Regions from separate parts of the Homo sapiens genome. Here region 2 is linked to region 1. Evidence: read pairs that join two places in POLR2A ChIA-PET (ENCODE). Cell type or tissue: PC-3. All regions are shown on one strand. Links, peaks and the distances in the headings refer to the core of each region. The heading gives the core; the rest is flanking DNA.

Region 1 (5,381 bases), core at 235-5,234:
TAATCCCAGCACTTTGGGAGGCCAAGGCAGCCGGATCACTTGTGGTCAGGAGTTCGAGACCAGCCTGACCAACATGGTGAAACCCCACTTCTACTAAAAATACAAAAAGTAGCTGGGCATGGTGGCAGGTGCCTGTAATCCTAGCTATTCGGGAGGCTGAGGCATGAGAACCTGAACCCAAGAGGTGGAGCTTGCAGTGAGCAGAGATCGTGCCACTGCACTCCAGCCTGGGCAACAGAGTGAGACTCTGTCTCAAAAAAAAAAAAAAAAAAAAAAAAGAGAGATTAAAAAAAATTATGAGAGAAATTTAACAAAGAGATTGAAATAACAATTTTTTAAAACCAAATAAAAACCTTAGAATTGAGAAACATATTTTCTGAGCCAAATATTTCATTAGAGGCTGTATTATTAGTCTGTTTTCACACGGCTGATAAAGATATACCCCAGACTGGGCAATTTACAAAAGAAAAAGATTTAATAGACTTACAGTTCCACATGGCTAGGGAGGCCTCACAATTATGGCAGAAGGCAAGGAGGAGCAAGTCATGTTTCACATGGATAGCAGCAGGCAAAGAGAGGGAGCTTCTGCAGGGGAACTCTTTTTTTTTTTTTTTTTTTTTGAGATGAAGTCTTGCTCTTGTCCCCCAGGCTGGACTGCAGTGGCGGGATCTCAGCTCACTGCAATCTCTGCCTCCCAGGTTCAAGCAATTCTCCTGCCTCAGCCTCCCAAGTAGCTGGGATTACAGGCACCTGCCACCACGCCTGGCTAATTTTTGTATTTTTAGTAGAGAGGAGGTTTCACCATGTTGGCCAGGCTGGTCTCGAACTCTTGACCTCAGGTGATCCTCCTGCCTTGGCCTCCCAAAGTGCTGGGATTACAGGCGTGAGCCACCAGCCCGGCCGGGAACTCCTCTCTTTAAAGCCATCAGATCTCGTGAGACTTATTCACTATCACAAGAACAGACACACTCCAGTGATTCAATCACCTCCCACTGGGACCCTCCCAGGACATGTGGGAACTGTGGGAGTTACAATTCAAGATGAGATTTGGGTGGGGACACATGCAAACATATCAGAGACTTTCAACAACAGAATGAAGAGAGGAAAGAATCAGTGAGCTCAAAGATAGGCTATTTAAGAATCCTGTCAGAGAAGAAAAAAACAACAATGAAAAGAAATGAAGATAACCTAAAAGACATATACAAAATTACCTAAAAAGACCAAATCTAAGAATTATTGGTATTTAAGAGGAAGTGGAGAAACAGCAGAAAGTGGAAAGCAATAATAACAGAAAACTTTTCAAAACTTGAGAAGGAGATAAAATCCAGGTAAAGGAAGGTCAGACATACCAAACAGATGTGACCCAAATAAGACTACCCCAAGGCATATATAATAATCAGACTCTCAAAAGGTCAAAAACGAAGAGAGGATCCTAAAAGAAGCATGAGAAAAGTAAAAACATAGAGATTCAATTTGGCTCCCAACAGACTTCTCAATGGAAATCATACAGGTAAGAAGGGAGGGCGACAACATTTTCAAAGTGATGAAAATAAAAATAAAAAACAAAACAAAACAAAAACACTGACATGCAAGAATACTGTCTCTAGCAAAGCTATACTTCAAATAAAATGGAGAGAGAATTTTTTTTTCCTAAGAAACAAAACCTGAGAGAATTTATCACCACCAGACTCATCTTACAGGAATGTAAGATATAAGTTCTTCAATCAGAAAGAAAAACAAATAATGTACAAAAAAGAAAATATTTAAAAATATAAAAGCTACTGGTAAAATCAAATACACAGACAATACAATGCCATGAAACAAGCCTCAACAAATTCAAAAAAGCGAAAATCATACGGCAAACTGTCTTTTCTGACCACAACAGAATAAACCTAGAAATCAGTAGCAAGGGAAACCTCTGAAAACACACAAATACATGGAAATTAAACAACATGCTCCTGAACAACGAATAGGTCAATAAAGAAACTTAATTAAATTTTTTTTAATTTCTTGAAAAAAATGAAAACCAAACACAAAATCTACGGGATTTGGCAAAAGCGATACTAAGAGGAAAGTTTACAGCAATAAACATCTATATTTAAAAAGTAGACTTCAAATATACAACGCAACAATGCACTCCAAGGAACTACAAAAGAACAAACTAAATCCAAAATTAGTAGTAAGAGGGACATAATAAAAGTGAGAACGGAAATAAACTGAGACAAAAAAAACAAAAACAAAAACAAAAAAACAAAAAACAGAAGAAAATTTTAAAAAAATGAAAAGCTGGATTTTGAAAAGATAGATAAAATCAATAAATATTTAGCTAGACTGAGGAAAAAAAGGAGAAGACCCAAATAAATTAGAAATGGAAAAAAAAGATATAGCTGAGACCTCAGAAATACAAAGACTCATTAGAGACTACTATCAACAACTATACAAGCTAACAAATTGAAAAACCCAGAAAAATGGATAAATTCATGGACACACAACCTACCAAAATTGAACCAGGAAAGAAAAGAAAACCTCAACAAACCAGTAACAAATAATGGAATCAAAGCCTTAATTAAAAATCTCCCAGCCAGGCATGGTGGCTCAAACCTGTAATCCCAACACTTTGAAAGGACAAAGAAGGTGGATCACTTGAGCCCAGGAGTTCAAGACCAGCCTGGCCAACATGGTGAAACCCTGCCTCTACAAAACATACAAAATGTATGGTTGTGCATGCCTGTAGTCCCAGCTACTTGGAGGTTGAGGCAGGAGAATTGCTTGGGCCAGAGAGGCGAAGACTGCAGTGAGCCAAGACTGAGCCACCGCACACCAGCCTGGGTGACAGAGCCAAAAAAAAAAAAAAAAAAAGAAACAAAAACCTTGCATCTTTTCCCATTTCTTTTCCAAAGAAAAGTCCAGGATCTAATGACTTTACTACTGAATTCTATATGAATCATACTCAAATGCATAAAACAAAACAAAACAAAACAAAACAAACAAAGAAGAGGAGGGAATACTTCCAAACTCATTCCTTGAGGCCAGTATTACCCAGACACAACAAAAAAAGGAAACTATAGGCCTGGTACAGTGGCTCATGACTGTAATCCTAGCACTGTGGGAAGCCGAGGTAGTGGATCACTTAAGGTCAGGAGTCTGAGACCAGCCTGGCCAACATGGTGAAACCCTGTCTCTACTAAAAATACAGAAATTAGCTGGGTGTGGTGGCGGGCGCCTGTATCCCAGCCACTCAGGACGCTGAAGCAGTATATTTTACCACAATTAAACATTTTTATTAAAAAATTTAGCAGAAGGCCAGGCACGGTGTTTCACACCTGTAATCCCAGCACTTTGGGAGGCCGAGGCAGGTGGATCACAAGGTCAGGAGATCGAGACCAGCCTGACCAACATGGTGGTCAAGTTGCTAACACAGGGAAGTTTTTCAAACCCCAAAGAAAAAGCAACCAACATGGTGAAACCCTGTCTCTACTAAAAATACAAAAATTAGCTGGGCGTGGTGGCAGGTGCCTGTAAACCCAGCTACCCCGGAAGCCGAGGCAGGAGAATCACTTGAATCCGGGAGGCAGAGGTTGCAGTGAGCTCAGATTGTGCCACTGTACTCCAGCCTGGGCAACAGAATGAGACCTCATCTCAATAGATAGATAAATAAATAAATAAATAAATAAATAAATAAATAAATGACAGGGAATAATGATGGACACTGTTGAATATGTGGGAAAAGGGGAACCTGTACGCTGTTGGTGGAAATGTAAATTAGTAGCGTTATTGTGAAAAACAACATGGAAACTTCTCAGAAAACTAAAAATATAACTATGATCCAGCAGTTCCACTACTGGATATACATCCAAAAGAAATAAAATCAATATATCAAAGAGATAGCTGCATTTCTATGTTTACTGCAGCACTATACACAATAGCCAAAATATGGACTCCACCTAAGTGCTCATCAATGGACGAATGATATAGGAAATGTGGTATACGTACATAATGAATATTGTCCTGGCCATAAAAAGAATGAAAACTTGTTATGTGCCACAACATGGATGGAAGTGGAGGTTATTACGTTAAATGAAATAAGCGAAGGACAGGAAGACAAATGATCACATGTTGTCACTGATATGTGGGAGGTTAACAAGTGGATGCTTGGCCAGGAGTGGTGGCTCACGCCTGTAATCCCAGCACTTTGGGAGGCCAAGGCGGGTGGATCACCTGAGGTCAGGAGTTCAAGACCAGACTGACCAGCATGATAAAACCCTGTCTCTACTAAAAATACAAAAATTAGCTGGACATGGTGGTAAGCGCCTGTAATCCCAGCTACTCAGAAGGCTGAGGCAGGAGAATCGTTTGAACCTGGGAGGCAGAGGTTGCAGTCAGGTGAGGTTGCACCATTGCACTTCAGCCTGGGTGACACAGTGAGACTCCGTCTCAAGAAAAAACAAAACAACAACAACAAAAAGCAGATGCTTAAAGATAGACAGTAGATTGGTGGTTACCAGAGACCTGTTAGGGTTGGGGGAGGGAGGATGAAAAGAGTTTGATTAATGGATATAAATATACAATTCAACAGAATAAATAAGACCTATGGTTTATAGATCAGTAGGGTGACTATACAGCACAACAATCTATTGTGTATTTCCAAATAGGTGGAAGAGAATAATTTGTTTATGGCATAAAGAAAAGATAAATATTGGGCCGGGCACAGTGGATCATGCCTGTAATCCCAGCACTTTGGGAGGCCAAGGCAGGCAGATCACAAGGTCAGGAGTTCCAGACCAGCCTGTCCAATAAGGTGAAACCCCGTCTCTACTAAAAAATACAAAAATTAGCCAGGCGTGGTGGCGTGCGCCTGTAGTCCCAACTACTCGGGAGGCTGAGGCAGGAGAATCGCTTTAATCCGGGAGGCAGAGTTCGCACTGGGCCAAGATTGCACCACTGCATTCTAGCCTGGGCTACAGAGTGAGACTCCATCTTAAAAAAAAAAAAAGAAAAAAGAAAAAGACAAGACAAATATTTAAGGTGTTGGACATCCCAATTACAATGATTTGATCTTTAGAAATTATATAAATGTATTAAATTATCACATGTACCCCCCAATACATGTACATCTATTATGTATTGATAATTTTTCTTTTTTTTTAAGAGACAGGGTTTCCCTCTGTTACCTAGGCTGGTGTGCAATCGCATAATCATAGCTCACTACAGCCCCTTCAACTCCTGGGGCACAAGTGATCCTCCTGCCTCAGTTTTCCAGGTAGCTGAGACTACAGCCACACACCAAAATTAGCCATGCCTGGCTGATTTTATTTTTTTGTAGAAACAGGGTCTTGCTATGTTGCCCAGGCTAGTCTTGAACTCTTGGCCTCAAGTGATCC
Region 2 (5,381 bases), core at 244-5,243, 64 kb after region 1:
GAGATTTACACAGACTCTAAAACATTAACAAAACCAAGATTTGTATTACCAGAAAAAGAGTTATTTCGTCTAAGAAACAAAAATAAGCTGCTATAGGAAAAAAAAAAAAACAGTTGGAAGCTTAAAAGGAAACTTAAGGAAACCTCCCAGAAAGAAGAATAAAATGAGAGAAATAGAAATAGGAGAGAAAACTAGAAAGCCAAAAAATAAAATTGAAATGACAACATCCATTTGAGAACAAAAAAAAAAAAAAAAAGAAAGGGAAAACTGTCATCAAAAAGAAAAAAAAACAACAACTAAAGAAAATTTCCCAGGGCTGAAGAATAAGTTGCCAGATTGAAAGGGCCTAACACAACAGATAAAAATAGACACACATAAAGAAATATCACAGTAACATTTCAGAATCTTGGGGAAAAAGAGAAGATTCTATATGCTTTTAGAAAGAAAAAGTGACAAAGGATCAGAAAACAGAATGGCAGAATGGCAGGCTTGGATACTTTTACAATGGTCCATCTTCAGAATAGTAATTTCCAAACTAAAATTCCACACCCGGGGCAAACCATTCAAGAAAGACCAAACAACAACAACAAAAAACCTCAAGCACCATATCTCAAGAAACTACTCAGAATGTACTCCACCAAAACGACAGAGTAAACTAAGAACAGAAGCAAATATTAACACAGTATAAGGAATAAAGTCGCTGGGCACGGGGGCTCATGCCTGTAACCCCAGCACTTTGGGAGGCCAAGGAAGGTGGATCACCTGAGGTCTGGAGTTTGAGACCAGCCTGGCCAACATGGTGAAACCCCATCTCTACTAAAAATGCAAAAAATTAACCAGGCGTGGTGGCAGGCGCCTGTAATCCCAGGTACTCAGGAGGCTGAGGCAGGGGAATCGCTTGAACCGGGGGGGCAGAGGTTGCAGTGAGCCAAGATCGCACCACTGCACTCCAGCCTAAGCAACAAGAGCGAGACTCCATCTCAAAAAAAAAAAAAAAAAAAAAAAAGGAATAAAGCAACCTCTAAGATGATAATAAAGGAAGATCTCAAGTTTATAACTGTATAACAGACCTACATGGTAACCAATCCACATTGAAACATTTTGATTCAAAAATCAGGTAAACAGGCCGGACACAGTGGCTCATGCCTGTAATCCCAGCACTTTGGGAGGCCAAGGCGAGCGGATCACGAGGTCTGGAGTTCGAGACCAGCCTGACCAACATGGTGAAACCCAGTCTCTACTAAAAATTCAAAAATTAGCTGGGTGTGGTGGCGCACGCCTGTAATCTCAGCTACTCAGGAGGCTGAGGCAGAAGAATCACTTGAACCCGAGAGGTGGAGGTTGCCGTGAGCCAAGATCGCGCCATTGCACTCCAGCCTGGGCGACAGAACAAGATTTCGTCTCAAAAAAAAAAGATAATTTATAGTCAAACCATAAGAACATTTAAAAGAGTTCAGCAAGCCTACTGGACAAAAGATCACGTCACAATAATTAGCTGTATTTCTCTATATCAGTATTTACCACCAAATGCAGATTTTACTCATAATAGCAATAACCACTATCAGATCACAGGAATTAATCAACAAAAAATTTGCAAACTTTATAGAAAAAAGCGTAAACCCTATCTAACAGCATAATACAAGACTCCAAACAAATGAGACATAAATACTATATTCATGGACGAAATGATTACAGTAAACAGACATTTTCCCTAAAATAATATATAAATTCAATGCCATTCCAGTGAAAAATCTCAAAGGGGTTCCTTCTTTTATGTATTAAGCTAATCTTGAAAACTGCCAAGAATAGCTAAGATAGAACTTCAAGACAACAAAATGGGAACGCTTGCCTTGCCAGATAGCAAGACTTATAAAGTTACAATATTTAAGACATTGTTCTATTGGTGCAAGACAACCAATTGGAACAGTGGTACAGATTAAATGAATCAGAAACAGTCCTACTCATTAAAAGAAGATGCTACTTAAAGAGGTGGTGTTAGATTACTGTGAAGGATGGGCAGATTACTTAGTAAGTGCTGCTTAGAAACGTAATACACTACATGGGAAAAAATTTCATTCTTCAGAAGATATATGAAATTAACTTGATAAATTGACTATCCTAAAATTTAAAACTTTTATTCACTAAAACTTGCTAATGTGGAAAAATGAGCTGCTGGGAAATGATATATGTGATATAGAACCAATAAGTAATTATCTAAAATATAAAAACAAATCCTACAAATCATTTTTTTTTAAATACAACTTTCTATTGACAATAGGGAAAAATAATGAACAATCACTGAGAAAAGAAAAGGCCTAAATGGTCAACAAATGTAAAAAAAGATGTTTAACTTTATTGGTCATCAAAGAAGGACAAATAAACCCGACATTAAGATACGATTTTATATTTGGGGGATTTACAGCAATTACAAAGACTGAAAATACTAAATGTTGATAAAGATGTTACAAAATAGGAACTTTCAAAAAGAAGTGATGGGAAAATATATGAAGAAAACCACACTGGAGAGATGTATGAGAATGTCTAGTAAATGGGTATGATCTAAACTCAGTAATTCCGGCCGGGTGCAGTGGCTCATGCCTGTAATCCCAGCATCTTGGAAGGCCGAGGCAGGCAGATCACCTGAGGTCTGTAGTTCGAGACCAGCCAGGCCAAAATGATGAAACCCCGGCTCTATTAAAAAAAAAAAAAAAAACAAATTAGCTAAGTGTGGTGATGGGCAGCTGTAATCCCAGCTACTCGGGAGACTGAGGCAGGAGAATCACTTGAATCCAAGAAGTGGAGGTTGCAGTGAGCTGAGATGGCGCCATTGCACTCCATCCTGGGCAACAGAGTGAGACTCTGTCTCAAAAAATAAACAAACAAAATAAATAAACTCAGTAACTCCACTTTCCAAAATATACTCTGTACTAATCCTCACGTGTCCATCATGGAGAAAAGTAAAAAACAATTACTCCAACATTGTGTCTAAAAAGAAAAACCAAGAAACCTAAAAGTTATTAAAAAGAATTATGGATAAATGTATTCTGACGGAATCATATAATTGAAAACCACATGTAAGTTAAAATACATAATCGAAATCATGAAAGCAAGTAAATCATTCTGAAAAAAATACAATTTATACAGTATGTCAGGTTCAGAAACGTGAAACACATTTATGAATACATGTTGTTTATGAATGCCTACACATATAGTATAAAAGCGCAGATGAGAGTAAGAAACAACAAATTTAGACAGTGATTACTGATGGAGAAAGAGGAGAGCTGGATTAAAAAGAAGTACAAGAACACTTTTATTTCAAGTAGAAATGGTCTGGAATAAGTAGGCAAAATGTTAAGATGACAACGCTGCACGGTACATAGTTAGGAATGTATTAGGTTATTCTTAATTTATTATATGCTTTCACTTAATTGTTTCTTCTGATTTTGAGAAAACCTCAATTATATAAAGTTATGTACCTGTCAAAAGCCAAAATAAATTACTTAACAAAATAAAAAGTAAACAAAATTCTTCATAGTAAGTAATACTTCTCCCCAGACATGGATTTATGACTAGTAGCTAAACTTTTTTTTTTTTTTTTTTTTTTGTGTGTGTGAGACGAAGTTTCGCTCTTGTTGCCCAGGCTGGAGTGCAATGGCACGATCTCGGCTCACCACAACCTCCGCCTCCCAGGTTGAAGCGATTCTCCTACCTTAGCCTCCCGAGTAGCTGGGATTACAGGCATGCATCACCACGCCCAGCTAATTTCTGTATTTTTAGTAGAGACAGGGTTTCTCCATGTTGGTCAGCCTGGTCTCTAACTCCTGACCTCAGGTGATCCGCCCACCTTGGCCTCCCCAAGTGCTGGGATTACAGGCATGAGCCACCATGCCCGGTTGACTAGCTAAATATTAAACATATCTGTGTGCTGGTAAGTAAATATTACATGTATCTGTGCATCAAAATCCAAGAAATATGGAGTTAACCTAATAATCTAACCTAAAAAATTACTTTTCCCACTTAACTCCATGAGGAAATCTAAATAAAAATAATTTCTTTCTTACAAGGATTGAACTGAAGGTATCAAAAGTAGAAGTTTTTTATATTTAAAAAGTTGTGAAGTGGAAATCTGAACTAAACAATTTAGTAAAAAGTTTTCCAAATGCCTTGTACTATACTTAACAATACAGTCCACTCCTGAATTTTCTCTCCATAGTATGTTTTATAATTGCTTCTACACAGGCCTTGAAAATTTTTTGCTAAATGTATTCCAAAGTATTTGTCTCTGATTACCTAATATAATTATAAATGGTATTTCCAATTTAATTATACTTAGAATTGATTAGTTCTGTGCCTTTGGATGAGCCACCGTGGCCACCCTAATTTTAGATGTTATTAAACTAGAAGCACACTTTTACATTAAACAATTACTTTCTTAAAACTTTTTTTTTCCATAGGTTTTTGGGGAACAGGTAGCTTTTGGATACATGAGTAAGTTCTTTAGCGGTGATTTGTGGGATTTTGGTGCACTCACTACATGAGCAGCATACACTGAACCCAATTTGTAGTCTTTTATCACTCAATCCCCACCCACCATTTCCCCCGCAAGGCCCCAAAGTCCACTGTATGATTCTTATGCCTTTGCATCCTCACAGCTTAGCTCCCACTTATGAAAGAGAACATACGATGTTTGGTTTTTCATTCCTGAGTTACTTCACTTAGAGTAACAGTCTCCAATCCCATCCAGGTTGTTGTGAATGCCACTAACTCATTCCTTTTTATGGCTGAGTAGTATTCCATTGTGTGTGTAAGAATTTCTTTATCCACTCCTTGATTGATGAGCATTTGTGCCAGTTCCATATTTTTGTAATTCTAAATTGTGCTGCTTTGAACATGACTGTGCAAGTATCTTTTTCATATAATGACTACTTTTCCTCTGGGTAGACACCCAGTAGTGAGACTGCTGGATCCCACTACTGGGTATGGTACTTCTACTTAAAGGAATCTTCACACTGTCCATATTAGTCATACTAGTTTACATTCCCACCAGCGGTGTAAGAATGTTCCCTTTCCATCACATCTGCACCAATATCCATTATTTTTTGACTTTTTAATAATAGCTAATCTGACTGGTGTGAGATGATCTCATGATTTTGATTTGCATTTCCCTGATCATTAGTGATGTTGAGCATTTTTTAATAAGTTTGTTGGCCATCTGCCACTTGTGCATATTCTTTTGAGAATTGTCTATTCATGTCCTTAGCCCACTTTTTGATGGGACTGTTGAACTTTTTGTTTGAGTTCGTTGTAGATTCTGGATATTAGTCCTTTATAGGATGTATACACTGTGAGGATTTTCTCCCACTCAGTGGGTTGCCTGTTTA

The links. Peaks named below come from ENCODE experiments on the same cell type or tissue, not always from the same donor. Only the 100,000 strongest peaks of a DNase experiment are listed, where the experiment ranks them.
Region 2: POLR2A ChIA-PET joins it to region 1 with 6 read pairs; 7 of 35 experiments call an interaction of 5 or more read pairs at or near these places.

What each region holds. Positions count from the first base shown.
Region 1 is chr10:63,244,880-63,250,260 of GRCh38, forward strand. The region is part of intron 3 of JMJD1C (jumonji domain containing 1C); the gene reads right to left. Among named protein-coding and RNA genes, the nearest start is that of NRBF2, 110 kb to the left of the region's middle. In PC-3, for the core only: no CTCF peak of the experiment used is centred there; a DNase peak (open chromatin) is centred at 3,062; H3K27ac peaks cover 970 bases.
Region 2 is chr10:63,308,513-63,313,893 of GRCh38, forward strand. The region is part of intron 2 of JMJD1C (jumonji domain containing 1C); the gene reads right to left. Among named protein-coding and RNA genes, the nearest start is that of MIR1296, 62 kb to the right of the region's middle. In PC-3, for the core only: a CTCF peak has its summit at 2,875; no DNase peak of the experiment used is centred there.